Regions from separate parts of the Homo sapiens genome. Here region 1 is linked to region 2. A link is a loop called in an ENCODE intact Hi-C map of the cell type or tissue named here. Cell type or tissue: IMR-90. All regions are shown on one strand. Links, peaks and the distances in the headings refer to the core of each region. The heading gives the core; the rest is flanking DNA.

Region 1 (8,603 bases), core at 2,336-6,335, 74 kb after region 2:
TGGTTATGTTAAATTTTCGTAAAAGTTATATTTGTGTTGATATTGTTGATGTGAATACTCTAAAGATTATATGGAATTTATAAAAGTCTTGATGTAACTCAGTCATGATTCTGGTTGTTATCTTAAAATACGTAATAGAAATAACTAAGTTTCCCTGCCAATTGTGAACTTTCATCAGTTTTAACCATGACTATTCTAAGTTTTTGTCATCCACAGTTATTGTTTTGATTTTTCTCTAAAAGCATCTGCAATCAGCTATAATTGCTTTTCTTTTTTTTTTGTTTTGTTTTGTTTTGTTTTAAGACAGAGTCTCGCTCTGTCACCCAGGCTGCAGTGGTCTGCAGAGCCACAATCTTGGCTCACTGCAACCTCCACCTCCCGGGTTCAAGTGATTCTCCTGCCTCAGCCTCCCAAGTAGCTAGGATTACAGGCACCCACCACCATCCCTGGCTAATGTTTGTATTGTTCATAGAGACAGGGTTTCACCATGTTGGCCAGGCTGGTCTAGAACTCCTGACCTCAGGTGATCCACCCACCTATACCTCCCAAAGTGCTGAGATTACAGGCATGAGCCACCACAACTGGCCTATAATTGCTTTCCATGAAAAAGATTCTAACAGTATGTTTAAGATAACACAGGTTTCCAATAACTTTAAGACCAACAGACTAAATAAAATTTTCAGAACTATAATAAAGAAATTGAAGAATTCATGAAACTGCTAATGAAGATCAAACAGAACAAAAATTAATTATGCAAGATTAAGTAACTAATGAAAATAATGTTTTTATTACTGTTAGTAGAAACATTAGTTCTATACATAAATGTGTTGTTTCCCAGATTTAAGGAAATTTTCTGTCTTAAGCTATCTATAGTTTACAGCAATTTAGTAAAATATAATTTTGTGAACAAGAATGAAAGCATTTGCTTTTGCTCCTTACTTGATTCTTCCAAAATTCAGAAACTATTTGTAAGTATTCTGATGGCAATATGGTTACTTGTGTAACTCTAATAAAAAGCTGCTCTCTCTTTATAGCAGGTTACAATTGGAAATATTGGTTATATTGCCAAGATTTTAGTGTCATATTTGAGAATGTGCATAGAATACCTGGCTTCCCAGCCTTACAGCGAGTACATTTAAAAATGTCACTCTCTGACAGGCCCAGGAACCTGAAGACTGTAGATAAAATCTAAAGTCTGCCTTAGCTTGGCTGCCTAGCCTCAAGAGGCTTGTAAATCTGAAGTTTCTATGTGATCAATGTAAAGAGAAGAAGTTATGTTTCTAAAGAAAAGCTACAATACACCTGTTATTAGACTGTAGCCCTGTGCATTGTTTCCAAGTTCTTGTTATCTGCCTATAGACTAGACTATCTTCTCTTTGTAAACTTTGCGTCTGGTACTTGTTAAATTTTTGCAGAAATATAACTCCTAAATGCTGTCCCAGTACTTTGAGATGATGGGAAAAGACTATAGAACAAGGTTAAACTTAATAATGAACTCCAAGTAGCCTTAGCCTGAGAGCCTCTCCCTTCAAATCTCCTTTGTTGCTCAAATGTGGCTAAAAGAGTTTTAACACTGACTGCTAGCTGCCATTCACTCTCTCCAATATGGGACCAGACCAGAAACCCAGGACAGGCCCATCCTGGCACAAAGGGCCATCAAAATCTAACTACAGGATGATTGATCAACAATGTGTTTGGAGAGAGATCTTGATCAAAAGTGGGAAATGGGACAGGTGCAGTGCTCACACTTAAAATCCCAACACTTTGGGAGGCCAAGGCAGGAGGACTGCTTGAGGCCAGGAGTTCAAGACCAGCCTGGGCAACATGGAAGGAGCCCATCTGTACACTATAGGTGTGTTGACACACACCTATAGTCCTAGCCACTCAGGAGGCAGAGGTGGGAGAATCACTTGAGCCCAAGAGTTCGAGGCTACAGTGAGCTATGATTTTCCAGCCCAGATGACAGAGCAAGACTCTCTCTCAAAAAAAAAAAAAAAAAATGGCAGCAGTGGGTGAAAATATGAGAGTTGTTAGAATCAAAATATAGTCACCCGTGTTAAAAAAAAAAAAAACCCTGACAAATAAGGCCAGGAATAAATATGAAGAGGGCAGTTCTCATTCATAAATGAATGATAAAAACTATCACAAAAGATTTTGCAAAAACTGCAGACTTGCACACACAAAAATACTTCTTCGAGGACATTTCCCCAGCAAGTGCCTGTCTAACTTTGGGCTGCTGTCATCATTGTTGTTGATCCTTGTAGCCAAGGATAATTATCTCAAAACAATTATGTAATTTTCCTTATTTTTCCTTTAAAAAGTTTTCTCTTCCTTTTACCCGCCTGAGTATGCACATAGTTTACCATGGCACATGTAAGCAAAGGTTGCCTCATCAAAGCTAAAAAAAGACTGTGCAATTCCCATTGCAATGCTCTATTCCCAAATAAATATCATTTTCTTTTAGAGGGCCTCTCTCTGTGATTTAGACTAACAGCAATAAACCAAAAGTAGGGCTGGAAGACATCATAAGTAAGTAAACTGCATTAAGGTCTTTGGTCTCTGTTAAAGTAATTGTACTAATAGAAAACTATTTATGAAAGTTAATTTACGAAATACAGAAGTCTTCTCAACACCCCTAACATCACATGATGGAAACTGGAGATGACTCTTCTTCCCCATCTCTAGACAAGGCAAATAAAGAAAAAACTAACTTTACACTAGGAAGTGCGTGCCTCTAGTCCCAGCTACTTGAAAGGCTGAGGCAGGAGGATCGCTTGATCCCACGGTTCAAGGCTGCAGTGAGCTATGATCGTACCACTGCACTCTAGCCTGGGCAACAGAGTGAGACCCTATCGAAGAAGGAGGAGAAGGAGAAGGAGAGGAAGAGGAAGAGGAAGGAGAAGGAGGGAAAGAAAGAAAGGAAAGAAAGAAAGAAAGAAAGAAAGAAAGAAAGAAAGAAAGAAAGAAAGAAAGAAGACTAGGAATATCTAGGCAGCTATTAAAATTAGTCTGTTTTCATGAAGGATCTAAATGGAATAGGTAAGGCATTAAGCAGTTACAATGTCTAATTTAAATTGAAAACACAATACACATACCTGTGAGATTCTTTTTTAGACCACTGAAATGCACTTCCTTTAGACCAAACATCTAAAGGACACTGTTAAATATAAAGTTTAAACATAAAAATCCCTTATAATGCAGTAAACATTTATGTGGGCTGAAGAATATATTCAATTGTGTAGGACTGAAGAATTGATAAAACAGTAAGTACTCCTTTGTATGCTTCTTAGAGATTAATGTAGAGCTGTTGAATATCAGTTGCAACTTAATAACATGCTCAGATTTTTGCATTTTTTTTTAATTGCTCAAGATTTGGCACATTTTTTTCTGTTGAGTGAAAGCCCATGCATGCAATTACCTGTGAGGAAAGCTATAGACACGTTAGGGCCACTTTGCCTTAACAGAAGTAGCTGTACATTATGAATTGCATATTCTCCATCTCTGGTCCTAAATCTAGCAGGCCATTCCAAAAGCTTCCATGGGGGCTTCAGCATATATCATTTACTTCCTGTTCCAAAAAAAAATAGTTCCTTAAACAGCAATTCTCTTCTTGTTCCCAAAAACCGTTTCAAACACTCTGTGATGAAATTATGCAAAGGAAACAAAACAAGTGATCCTTTGGATGTTACAAAATGGCAGTCAGGAAGTCTAATAGCAGCCTATGACCACTTGGGAGGAGGATAAAATTAAACATCTGCTCAAAGACACAAAAGAAATTTTGTTGACATTGTTTTTTTAATGGTCCAAGTGTCGATCTGAGGATTCCATTTTGAAGTCACTGAAGTTATATCAAGATACATTTTTTATTCAATGAGAGTGCTCAGAGGTGGGTGGGGCAAGTTTCCATGTCACACAAATAAAAATAGATGATAAATAAAAAGAAGAAATGAAACATGATGTAATACAAAGCCATTTAGCTCTGCCAGATGCTTCTGTAGCAAACAAGGAATAGCAGCAAGTCAAATGCATGTCCTGTTATCTTCCCATAGCTTCAGTAATGAATTATTTGGTGTGAAAGCAAGCTTGGGCCCCAGATCTTGACAGTTTTATAGTCCTTGGTCAAAGTTTTCAACAGCGTTTGGGGCAGGCGTGACTAGGCAGCTAGATTACACATACTGAATTTCCACTTACAGATACACAATGTTTACTTTTCAGGGTGAGCCAGTAAACCAGCTCACCAATTAGGCCACACATTCTTTGTGCCTCATGAAAGCTAAGCAAAGACTGTGGATGTAAAAGCCTCAGAAACACATGCAGCTGGAATTTCCTCCAATGTGCCGTCACACAATCTCCATGAAAAAGACTCTCAGTGACCAGTAGCCTTCTGTATCACAAGCACAAGTGTCTCTCGAGTGGAGAGTTCTAGTTCTGTGGGTTCTGAAGACCCACATCCAGGCAGATGAAAGGATCAAACTTCAGAAACAGAGGCAAAGTTTTACCAAAAAATCACCTAAACTCCTTTATGCTCCCTATCACTTAGCCTGTCATTCAAGTTTCTCCGCAATCAATTGTTCAACTTTTTAAACCAAACTTTCCTTAAATGAATCCTATGTTCCAATCAAACTGATCTTCTCATGGTATTCTAAATATGCAGTATGAATTTCTACCTCTCTGTCTCTGCTCAAACCATTGGCTCCACTCAGAATGTCATCATCCTGCCCTCCCTATCTCTTCTTCCTCATCATAAATCTAACACCTGCACCTAGACCCCATTCAAAGGCAACCTCCTCCATGAACACTTCTTGGCTACAGTGATTTCTGTCTTCTCTGGCCTCTTGTAGCATTAACTTCTTTTACACAAATTTGATGCTAATACTGCTACATGAACATCTTCATATCATCATAGAACTTTTTATGTATGTGTATTTTGCCCTCCCAAGAAACTGCCCAGCCACCTGTAAGCCACTTCTACTTGGGTGGCAGTCATACTGCAAATTCAACAAATCTACACCAAACCTATATCCTTCTTAAATATCTACTGCCAGAACCATCATTCATACATTTCAGCTAGGCTCAAAATTATGAAATCACCTTTGATTTTTCCATATTCCCCATATTCAATTAGTCACCAGGGCCTGGGAATTTTAGCATTAACATATCTCTTGCAACCACCGCTTTTTCCATTTCTGCTGCCAACACCCCTGTTCAGGCCTTTATTTCTTCATCTGGACTATTTCAATAGTCTCCCAATGGCCTCTCTATCTGCAGTTTATCCACCACCTCCAATCCAATCTGAGCATACAACTAGACTAATCTTCTCAAATACAGCTCTGACTCACATGATTTATCTGTGTAAACATCTCCAATGGCATCCCAAGGCCTACCAAATAAAGCAAAACTTCCTCAATCTGGCCTGAAGTGGGCCCAGTGTAGTGGATGTGGTAATGCCACCCAGATCCTCCTCTACCAGGATAATCATTCCCCTAGATACCAGCAATGTTGGCTTCTGCCAGGTCATAGTTGAACCCCTTGCCAGAAATCGCCTTTGGCAAAGGAGCAGTTTGTCCTGAGTTCGCCCCCTCCCCAGAGGTAGCCCACATTCAATGACTGATTGCTGTGAAGATACACAGCCCCAGCCCCTTGCCTCAATTCAGAACTTTGTGAGGTTATGCCAGCTTCTAATTACCACATGGGATCAGCTGACAGCCCTGTTGCAATTTCATTTCAGTTCAACTTCACCTTCTGCCATATCCTGCCCCTCTCACTCCCTCACTCTCTCACAGGAGTTAATCCCAAGAGCACTCCCCAATAAATTGCCTGCACTGGAATCTTCATCTCACAGTTTGTGCTCAGGAAACCCAGTGTAAGACACCCAACCACCTTTCTTTCATATCTTCCACTCTTGTCTTTTGTATATCCTCCACTCCAGTCAGTCTGGGTGATCTGCCATTCCTTTAAGCCATCTCATGCATTAACACTCACTCATTCATCCAAAAAGTGTCTACCGATTATCTAGAATGTTCCAGACTCTATAAGGAGTATTGGCCTAAATGAATATAGACAAGTAAACAGGCCAGTAGGATACAGTAGAAGCAGTGACTTCCCAGCTAACACCAGAGAAAGAGCAAGGGAAAAGAGTGTGCTAGATAGGGAAGAGCGTGCACGGAGTCTGAGAGATAGGAAAACCTGCCTGGTATGTGAGTGAACTGCAGGTGCACTTCAAAATGTCTGAAGCTCAGGGAGCTTGAGGAGTGGTGGCAAGAGATGAGGCAAGAGAGGTCAGCAGGTCCAGAATGAGAAAGACAAGAAGCCTTATTGGGGACCTGGACACTATCCTTAGAGCAAAGGGAAGATATTAGAGGGTTGTAAGGAAAGAAAACACAATGATCGTATTTGTGCCTTAGAAAGATTCCTTTGGCTACAACGTAGAGAAAGAATTACCTGGAGGGAAAGTTGAAGGGAAATGGCTACTGCAGTCATCCAAGCAAAAGATGATGGTGAGCTGACCCAAAAAGGTAGCAATAGAGATGGAAAGACCTGGACACATACAGAGATATAAAACAAAATAAAATATAAAAGATCTAGTGGTTCTTTACATGGAAGGTGTTGGGGAGGGAGGAGTCAAGATTATACCATGGTTCTGAATTGAATAACTGGGTGTACATTATTCACTAAGATAGGAAACTGAGGAAGATGCAGATTTGGGGAGAAAGATAATGGGTTTGGTTTTGAACATGCAGAACTTAAGGCATTTAAGTAAGAGCTGTGTATATGAATGTGCACAGCAGAAAGTTAGCTATATAGGTCTGAACTTCAAGAGGGCAGCCTGGCTAGAGACATAGGCAAGGCATCATCAGTATATATATACACTCATAGAAACCTGGAGATGAGATTGACAAGAGCCATCAGAAAAGCGGAAGTAAACACAGCAGAATGTGGTGTCTGAAGCCAAGAGAATAACTTCAAGATGAAGCAAGTGGACAACAGCATCAAATATTACTCAGGCCAAATAGAATAAGGACTAAAAAGAGTGTCCACTGATTAGAAAAGCCACTGTGCCTTTGCTCAAACTATACCCTTGGTTTGGGATGTCCTTTCCCACAACCAGAAACCAAAGAAACATTTTCCATCTTTCAAGGATCTGCTCAAGTTACCTCACATTTGCATATGGCAGTTTAGTGAACATCATCACGTTACCTCATTTACTGACAGTAAGATCTTGAGGGTTAAGACCATCTCTTATGCATCTTGGCATCCCCTTCAGCTCATTAAAATGTAGATGCTGTAGGTTCAGAAAAGGAGCCAAATGTGCAGGAAAAGGTTCATCAAAGAACAGAATCTAAGGGTTGGAAGAGCTGATCCACAGGGCAGAACCATTGCCTGTCCCTGCCAGCAAGAGGGTACACATAGGACAAGCCGCTGCCCATGTGGGAAGAGTGATGAAGAAATTTCCTTTACTGTTTAGAAAGGAACTCTAAATAGTCTTTATCCTTATATGCAAACTTAGTAAATGAAATGGTAAACAAGACTTTCCTGGCTTTTCATTGTGACATTAATTTTGTGGACCAGTTTAGTGCTAGATCTGGAACAAAATACCCACATCTTCCAAAGCCTGGCTGACATCACTTACCCAAAAGGGAGGCCATGAATAGCCACTGATAGCAGGCATTCATCTTCTGAGTTTTTTGTTTTGTTTTGTTTTTTTCTGGAGCGTAAACATCTAAAAAGGAAAGGCTTTTTGAACTAGGTGCAACTGCCAACTTCATTTACCCCCTCATATTTAATGAGCCTATTTTGCTTTATGAGTACTTCAAAAGAGCTGACAGAGAGGAGGAGGCTATGAATAGAAAACATGAAGCAACTTGCTGAGCCCTCATTGTGAGGTCGACAGCTTGCTTTGTCATACCCTTGCAGACCTACGTTTTCATGATTCCTTTTTCAAACACTTATCGAAATCCAAAGCAGAAGAGAATTCTTGATCTCCTCCAAAGTGTCAACATGAAAGACAATATTTTAAGGCAGCCTGAGGGAGATGTGGTCACCAACACAGTAACAACAATCAAGGTGGTAGTAATGCGGTACATTTTTTTGGAGGCATTAAGCCCAGTCCTCCAAAATTTGCTGCACAGCTGCAGGGATAGGAAATATTCTGCCCTTCCCCCATTCCTGCCTAAGCAACATTCCTGTTGAGTTGTCAAGAGGCCCTGGCATTTAGAACATTGGCAAATATTTACTCAACACCAGTAGAGTACTTTAAATACGGCGAGTCCTCAATGGTGGAGACACTCGACACCACTAACAAATAACCCTTTGAGCAGTAGCTTTTTATAAATGTAGGGAGGACAGAGTAGAGGAGATAAAAATTAATAAGGGTAGGAATTCCCAGCAGCTTCAATCTGGAATATGATGCCTAAAGGAATTTCAAGTTAGTAAGTTTGTAAATATCTATTAACACTAAGTACTGCAGGATTCTGGGTGGTCGCCTCTTTTCACCACCTCATTTTGCCATTTTGGCACTGCTTTCATATTAATGTTGTGTATAATATTGCACACTTCAATTCTGGGTGTCTTTACCCCTTATATTGTGGTTTCCACTGACAACC
Region 2 (8,603 bases), core at 1,597-5,596:
AGCAAGGACAAATGATACTATTATACAGATTATACAAATTGCCAAGGAAATAGAAAAGCAAGGAGGTGATTAATGTTGGTGCCAGCATATTAGAGGAGACAGAACTCTGTGCTGGTTCTTGAAGGAAGTGATGACCTTGGTTGGATTGATCTAGAAAGGCTGAAGAGGCACCTGAGTCAGAGAGTGGCATAATCAAAAGCTAGAGCTGAAAGCACCTGAGACCAATCCAGGTGGTGATAAGGTCAGATCAGCTGGAACTGGGTAGTGGGAAGAACCCAGAGATGGTGATGATGAGAGATCTGCAGGTCACTGTGAGGTCTCAGAGAGAGGAGCAACATAACCAAGAGCACAAGAAAGATCATGGGGTCTGTATGCAGCATGTAGAGATGCGGGGCCTTGCCTACTCATGGGCCAGCAAAAGCCTTTCTTAGTAGACATGGTAGAAATGGACACAAAGTCAGCAGAGATGGAAGGAAAATAAGTGGAGCATTCAGCACTGATGTTAAAGTTGGAATCCTGGGTTTCGAAAAAGGTAGTGGTACCTTTAACACTGTTTGGGAAACAAGAAAAAAATTAGTCTGAGAGACAAAGTGAATTTAGTTCTCGCTCCAGTAAGTTTCAGACATCAGTAAAATATCTAAATGGATCTCTGGGCTTCCATTCAGCTATTTCCTTGTCAAGCATCCATTGTGTACATAAGCAGCTCTCAGTTATATTAAAAGAATTTAAGTTTATTTGTTTGTTTACTCCACTTTTGCTCAATCCTTCCTTGGGCTTCTTCCTTACAGTGACTTTCTCAAATGAGCGTCTGATCAGATTGTTTCCTGAGCTTAAAAATTCTTCAGAGGCCTCTTATCGCCTGTAGCAACATTTCTCAAGAAGTAGTTCCTAGACAACCTGTATGGGAATCGCCTGGGATACTTGCTAAGAATTTAGATTCCAGGCCCCCTACCCAGACCTACAGAATCAAATCCTTTGGGTGGGCCCAGGAATCTTCATTTTAACAAGAACCCTGAATGATCCTTAGACACAATAAAGCTTGAGATTCACTGACCTTCAGGGTAGAATTCAGGCTTCCATTCCTAAAGAAAGGCTTTCTTGTTTTGGCCCTGCCTACCTCTGTAACCTCATCCTCCACCTACCCAGAACTCCTTGCAGCTCCTTCCCTTTTCAAAAATTTTATGCCTTTGTCACAATAGCCTCTCTTCCTAGAATTCCCACATTCACCTGGAAAAATCCTGCTCATCCTGTAAAGCCTGATTTACTGTCACCTCCTCTGTCAAGTCTTCCCTTCTGCCCTGCCATGCTCACCCATGCCCCCGGGCAGAGTCCATTACTCCTTCCTGCATACACTTGTAGAAGGCACCTGCCATCTTGCTGCAACTTGTCTACCTATCTGTCTCCTCTTCTGGTCTTTGAGCTGCTTGAGGACAGGGACAAAGTCTGCATCATCTTTGCATCCCCAGGCCCTAAAACTGCCTGGTTTCAGAAGGTGATCCATAGGCTGTTTGTTCAGTGGGTGAACTAGAGAGGAGATTGAAGCTGGGAACTGCTAGGAGGAACACCTCTGTTCCTTAGGAGCTGAAGCTAGGGAGCAGGTCAGGGTGTGAGATGGAGGTGCTTGAATGCTGTAAGAGGATTTAGAGAGAGAGAGAAGAGTCCAGGGCTGGTTGGGGGTGGGGGCGGGGGAGAGGGCGAGGAAAGAGAGAGAATTTGGTCTTTTTTTTTTTTAACATTTCCAATGTGGGAAAAAAGGCAAATTAATAAAGAGCAGTCAGAGAAGTTGGAGAAGATTAGTCTCAAAACAGAAAAGAAGATGGTACTGGGCAACTGTACCAAAAAGAACAGAAGAGTTTAGGCAGCTGATGGTTGAGAATGGACCCCCGAAGCTGTCCAATGCACAGACTTGTCTTTTGAAAAAAAAGCGATAGAATGTTAAACCACCCATCTCATCATATATCTAGGACTTTAGCACAAGGATTGTTGCCATAAGAATGAAGCTTTTAGAGTGATTTCTTAGGGAATGGACACACCAATTAACTGTCTCCTGGCCCCACCTTTGATGTTTTCTTCACAGCAATGCACTGACGGATATGAGTGGGATCCTGTGAGACAGCAATGCAAAGGTGAGCCAGCTTCAAAGACTTCCATGTGATCATTGCCTTCTGTCTCCATCTCTTGTGTCACTCTTCCTGTCCTGTCTGTGTTATACCAAAAAGGCATGAGCATTATATTTACATGTTTGATTTTTCCCTCTTAGAAGATTCCTGACTTATTTTATTACTGACCACAGATATTGATGAATGTGACATTGTCCCAGACGCTTGTAAAGGTGGAATGAAGTGTGTCAACCACTATGGAGGATACCTCTGCCTTCCGAAAACAGCCCAGATTATTGTCAATAATGAACAGCCTCAGCAGGAAACACAACCAGCAGAAGGAACCTCAGGGGCAACCACCGGGGTTGTAGCTGCCAGCAGCATGGCAACCAGTGGAGTGTTGCCCGGGGGTGGTTTTGTGGCCAGTGCTGCTGCAGTCGCAGGCCCTGAAATGCAGACTGGCCGAAATAACTTTGTCATCCGGCGGAACCCAGCTGACCCTCAGCGCATTCCCTCCAACCCTTCCCACCGTATCCAGTGTGCAGCAGGCTACGAGCAAAGTGAACACAACGTGTGCCAAGGTAGGAATAACTTATTTTCCTAACCATTGAAAGCTTTTGCCCAAGTGCACCTCGTGGTGAGGATGATGATAATTTATTAAGGACTTCTCGCGTGCCAGACATCATGCTAAGTGCTTTGTCTGCATTATATTTAATCATCACAATATTCCTAAAGGGTAGTTGCTGTAGTTGTCATCATTGCTTTACAAATGGGAAACTGTGGCTTAGAAAGTTCATCAGTGGTTCCCAACCCTAGCTGCCCATATTTAGAGTCACTTGGGAACCTTTAAAACTTCTCGATGGCGAAGCTACACCCCAGCCCAGTTAAATCACAGTCTCTGAGGTGGGTTCCAGGCATCGGCTTTTTTTTCAGTTCCTCATGTGCGGCCAAGTTTGAGAACCAGAGGTCACACAGGTGCTAAGTGCAGAGCTGACCTTCCAACCCAGGAAGGCGGGTGCCAAAGTCACAGCTGGCAAAAGTCACCATCAGGTTATTCACTGGGAATTTGAAATTATGCTGTCAAGCTACTCTACAGATGTACCCCTTTGGTTTCTCAAGTTTCTTTTCATCGAACTTGCCACAGACTTATTTTCCTCATTCAGGAGTAAAGAAATGGGGCTCCTGCTTCTCATTACCTTGGAGGGATTCTCCCCCACTCACGTTTATATCTCTTTTAAGCTCTCATTTGACGACGTTTCACTTATATCACTTGCACCATGGCATCATCTGCCTAGGGTTTTCTGTTTATTTTCACAGAGCATACACATCACTGTGTATTCTAGAAACAGCTGTAGGCTCGTATTAGCAAAGTGATAAGAATCTGGGGCTTTGAAGACATGTAGGATATTAGCTAACTGAACTGTGCTATGAGATTGTTTCCCTTTCTTCTTGGCAAACCATTTCAGAGCAGCCTGGTGTGGAGACTGTGTTACTGAAATGGGGCCATAGGAGCCTCCAGACTCCTTTCTCCCTGCCAGAGGCTGATTAGGTAGATCCCATAGTGCAGAACTCCATGTCACCACCACATACGTGTATGGCACACGTGGGCCAATGGAAAGGGTCCAGGAGTTCTTACTTTCTAACTGGTCATGTGTAAGGAAGAGAGCACCTTCCTCCCTTAACACCAAGGGTTTCAATAGAGACCACTGAGCTGCTACATTAAATGAAAGATGCATTTTCTTGTGCCCTGGGATGCTGCCCCTTATTCACCCGTGTTTAGTTTTATCTTCTGTGTAAAAGATACTCGAGTTTAAATGGCTTAAAAATGAAGCAAGGGGCTGGGCACGGTGGCTCACGCCTGTAATCCCAGCACTTTGGGAAGATGAGGCGGGTGGATCACCTGAGGTCGGGAGTTCAAGACCAGCCTGGCCAACATGGCGAAACCCCATCTCTACTAAAAATACAAAAATTCTCTATGAATGGTGGCACATGCCTGTAGTCTCAAATACTAGAGAGGCTGAAGCAGGAGAATTGCTTGAACCTGGGAGGTGAAGGTTGCAGTGAGCCGAGATCATGCTACTGCACTCCAGCCTGGGCAACAGAGTGAGACTCTGTCTCAAAAAAAAAAAAAAAAAAAATGAAGGAAACTTGTCATGCTCTGACTCTTATTTATTTCATATTTTGTTTGTAAGCTTTAAGTACCCCACATCAAGACCTAACCCATGTTGTGATGGTGTCACTTTTCAGAGGGTGCATCGTATTAGCATCTGTTTCGTGTTACTGTCATGAGTCAGAATTCCAGTATTGATGATGAATGCTTCAGCATCTGCTTGATATTCTGATATTGAATTTAAGGATTATGTCAAGGAGATAAAATGATGAGGTTATTCTTATACATGTATTTGGGTTAATACTGATAAAAAAAATCTTGAGTTTATTTAAGATAGACCAACTTTTAATTGTGTTATTTAGTTATATAACTAGACTGGAAAGTTTGGTAGTATTTTTCCCAAAATCAAAAAATTTTGCTGAAAAATTCTTAAGTATCAACTTTTATATACTGAATTATTTTGAATACTTTAGATGTGTACTTTAATGGTACTTGGGAGAAAAAAAAACCAGATAAATGAATGAGTCATTTCCCAAAGTAGTTTGTAGACCGTCATTGACATTTATGGTTGAATTCAAGAACAATGCCCAGAACTAAATGAAGAGGTCCTAGAATAAAATATATTCAAGACTTACAACATGTATTGGTTACGGTAGAAACTGTACTGTGATTAATGAAAATAAAATCCTATTTAACTTTTCTAGAAAATATTTAGACTACCTAACAAAGTAAGTTACGTTTCACATAGTAAAACATTTATAGTTCTTTCTTCTTTGGGAATTTTTTTTAGTTATAAGCAGACTATTAAGTGCCTTGCTTATGGAATATGCTAAATACATACCTGTTGACTGTGTGCACACAGGTTATTTCCAACCCAAATTGATCTGTGTAATTCAGCCAGTTTCTAAAATTTGGGATTGGTGTCTATACCATTGAAAGCAGGGTTAAAAGTTTTTTGGAAGGCTTAGGGCTTAAGTTGGATTTCTTCCCACCTCACAATTTTGCAAAGTGCCCATAAATGTGGATTTACTTAATTGTTGATAAAAGGGGGTTATTTCATATGATAACAACAGGATAATCTGTCTAGGGAATTTGACTAACATAAGTCGAGTCACACTTGTGCCCATTTCTTATTGAGCTAATCAAACATGCAGTCCAGCTTCTTCTAATTGCCTGCAGATGTATGACATTCTCATTCCAGGCCAGCAGCACAAAATAATATTTTATAACCAATGTGGAAGTATGGGGACCTCTGTTTAGAACAATAATGTGCTCTAAGGACCTATATTATTGACATCATCATGGAGTTTGAAGAGTCTTCTGTTTTAATAAAGATCTCCACTCCCTTTTAAATGTTGCATATTTATGCCCAGTAATCCAGACACATTTCCTATGGTCTACTGGATAGAATAAATGAATCTTACAGATGAGTCTTATTTGCATAAAAATTATTTCTTTTTTCTATGTATATTTTTTAGCAGGTATAGTTTATCATTATATAACCTAAAACTCAGGACATTTTAAATGTAAGAACTGAAATCTGTACTGTGTTTCAGTCTTCAAATCAATTGTGCCTTTGAATGCACTATACCAGTCACAGATGGCTTCTAAATAATTTAAATAATACCACTAGATATTTTAAATGTACACTATTTTATAAATATATCCTTTAAATAGCTGTCCATTTAACTGTTTAATGAAAACATGATATGTTTATTCCCCTTCATGTATTTTTGGGGGTGTTTTCAGTTTTGTACAAAAACAAGGAGTTTGAAATACAACATAACATTCAAAGATCAGGTCACAGTGAGCAGGTTTTTTTCAGGTAATTTTTTGCTAAATGAGGATCATGCTGTGGGAGCCAGTAACGCTGGGAGTTTCCCATGACTGACATTATTCTTGGCATCTATAAAATGAAGATCATTTCAGTGTTACATACCTGGGGCCATGTATAGATAGAGTTTTCGAAATTAATTGTTTCCATTAGATATCATCTGCCTCAAAGACAACAGATACTCATCTACACCAAAAAGAAGTTGAATGAATGGGGAATATATTATAATCTGTTGATGGCTCACTTTAGTTTTCTACACCTTTATTGCATAGTCTCTTTCTCCTTTTTTTTTGAGACAGAGTCTCACGCTGTCACCCAGGCTGGAGTGCAGAGGTGCTATCTTGGCTCACTGCAACTTCCACCTTCTGGGTTTAAGCAATTCTTGTGCCTCAGCCTCCCGAGTAGCTGTGACTACAGGCGTGCACCACCACACCCTGCTAATTTTTGTATTTTTAGTAGAGATGGGGTTTCACCATGTTGGCCAGGCTGGTCTCGAGCTCCTGACCTCAGATGATGTGCCCACCTCAGCCTCCCAAAGTGCTGGTGTTACAGGCCTGAGCCACTGTACCTGGCAATAGTCTCTATATAATCTTTCTAAAGGAGATGGAGTTAGAAATCACTAGATGAAGTTGAGAAAGGATTTTTTAAAATCATATATAACTTTCTAAGACTTCCATTCCTGTATTAAAAAAAAAAAGTCATTTGGGAACTGACAAGAAAGAGAAAGCATTGATTGCCCTAATTGAAGAAACTTGTTTGTTTAATTGAACTTTAAAAAAATTAAAACACATGGCATTTTGCATACCTGGTAATTAAGCCACTAATAAACCCTGTCAGGACTTACAGGCATGACTACTAACTTGGTAAAGAAACTGTGCCATCGAGAAATGAACTCAGTACGAATGTCCAATAAAGTTGATTGTAAAACCAAATCGAGTACAGTACCTGGCTTATGTTGTATAAAGTATCATTGAGAAATATGAAAAAAACATACCCTAGGGTTTCCACCATCTCTGTCTACCAGGACTGTCCAGTTTCAAAACCAAAAGCTCCATGTTCCTGGAAATGCCTTTGTCCCAGGCAAATAGGATGGTTGAGCCCCTAGCATACCCACACAGCCAAATCGCCTGCACCTCACAGACAAGAGTGAAGAAGTCCTAACGTTAGAGCCATTTTTTCAGGTTGAGGCATTGCTTGTCCAGTGAGACTATTTTTACAATTTGTTTTGTACTTTCAAAAGACAAACTGCATTGATTTTTAAGTAGTTGGACAGAGTCTTTCTTTGCAGTTGTCGGGATCCCATTTGCCAGTGTGCCAATGAGCAAGTTTCTACATTGTTTTAGATGTTTTATGTGTAGGATGCCTGGACATTAGAACCTGCACACTTAGTTATGTGTCATATGTGTCATACCATGGGAAAGTTAGCAATCTTTTCACATTCCCACCTAGAAAAAATTTCACCACACAGCCAAATTAAATACTATGTTTCACCTATAAATTTTTCAGTTTGCTAAAATTTTTATTTTTTCCAACTTTCAGCTATATTTTCAATCATTTTATTTTGTCATTATTACATGTGATACAGGAGTGATTAGAACACTAAAAAATACATATTTGCCTCCTGTAAAGTCTAAAGGAACAAATTACAGTGTACATAGGGTTCAAATTTAAAAACCTCTATAGTCTTAGGCATCATCCATTTATATTCTACATATTTCTTTATAAACATAAGGGTAACTAAACTACTCTTTTGAAAAAGGAAGAAGTTATTATCTGTACATCTACCTTTGCAAAGAGGAACTTGAAGTAACATATACAGCTTCTCAGATGCTAGGGATATCTTTCTTTGACTTCTTTCATTTTAAACTTAAGTGATCTTATATCCAGAAGAGAATTAGAAAATCATAGTGTAACCAAGTGGCTTAGATACCTGGCATTGTCATTACCAAACAGCTTTCAAACACTGCCCTTTTGTTGATTCTCATTAATGTCATTAGGGTCGCTGGCTGCATGGGTTAGTTTTGTGAGGAAATGCCTAATTTTTCTTCCATATAATTATACAGCCCAGTGAAGACCTGTGATCTCAGAAAATAGATATTTTGCAAAAGGAAGACTATAATTGAGTAAATTATGATGTTAACCTTAAAAAAAAGTACTTTAAGCAGTAAGAAAAATGGGCATTTAGCCTCCTTACAGTTCTTCATTGTTTTTAGTTGTTAATTATCTCAAGTACCTGAAAATTCTCTTAAGTTATATAAATGGATAAGAGTTGAGTTTACAGGGGAGAAAATTATTTTTCAAATAAGCCGATGCAGTGTATGGAAGTAATTGATTTACTCCTAAAAAAAATCTAGCATTGTTTCATAATTTACTTTTCAATATGCTGCAGCCATTAAATTTCTAGTCAATTTATGTCATTTTCAATACACATTTGTGAGCAGTATTTATAGGTATCTGATTCATACACAGTCAGAAAGTGTTCTTAAAATTGCTTCATAAAAATTGAATGACAACCGTTAGAGGTGGAAGGATAGAAGAGGTCAGTATGATCACTCTCCTG

What was found. Peaks named below come from ENCODE experiments on the same cell type or tissue, not always from the same donor. Only the 100,000 strongest peaks of a DNase experiment are listed, where the experiment ranks them.
Region 1: a loop joins it to region 2, with 4 times the contacts of the local background. A loop is called at or near these places in 4 of 110 quality-filtered maps.

The regions. Positions count from the first base shown.
Region 1 is chr2:55,838,958-55,847,560 of GRCh38, reverse strand. All of the region lies in intron 2 of LOC112268416 (a long non-coding RNA gene), which reads right to left. Among named protein-coding and RNA genes, the nearest start is that of EFEMP1, 81 kb to the left of the region's middle. In IMR-90, for the core only: no CTCF peak of the experiment used is centred there; a DNase peak (open chromatin) is centred at 4,240; H3K27ac peaks cover 1,881 bases.
Region 2 is chr2:55,911,742-55,920,344 of GRCh38, reverse strand. EFEMP1 (EGF containing fibulin extracellular matrix protein 1) reads left to right here. Exons shown (of 12, transcript NM_001039348.3): 4 at 2,078-2,126; 5 at 2,294-2,680. Among named protein-coding and RNA genes, the nearest start is that of EFEMP1, 7.7 kb to the left of the region's middle. In IMR-90, for the core only: no CTCF peak of the experiment used is centred there; a DNase peak (open chromatin) is centred at 3,444; H3K27ac peaks cover 1,335 bases.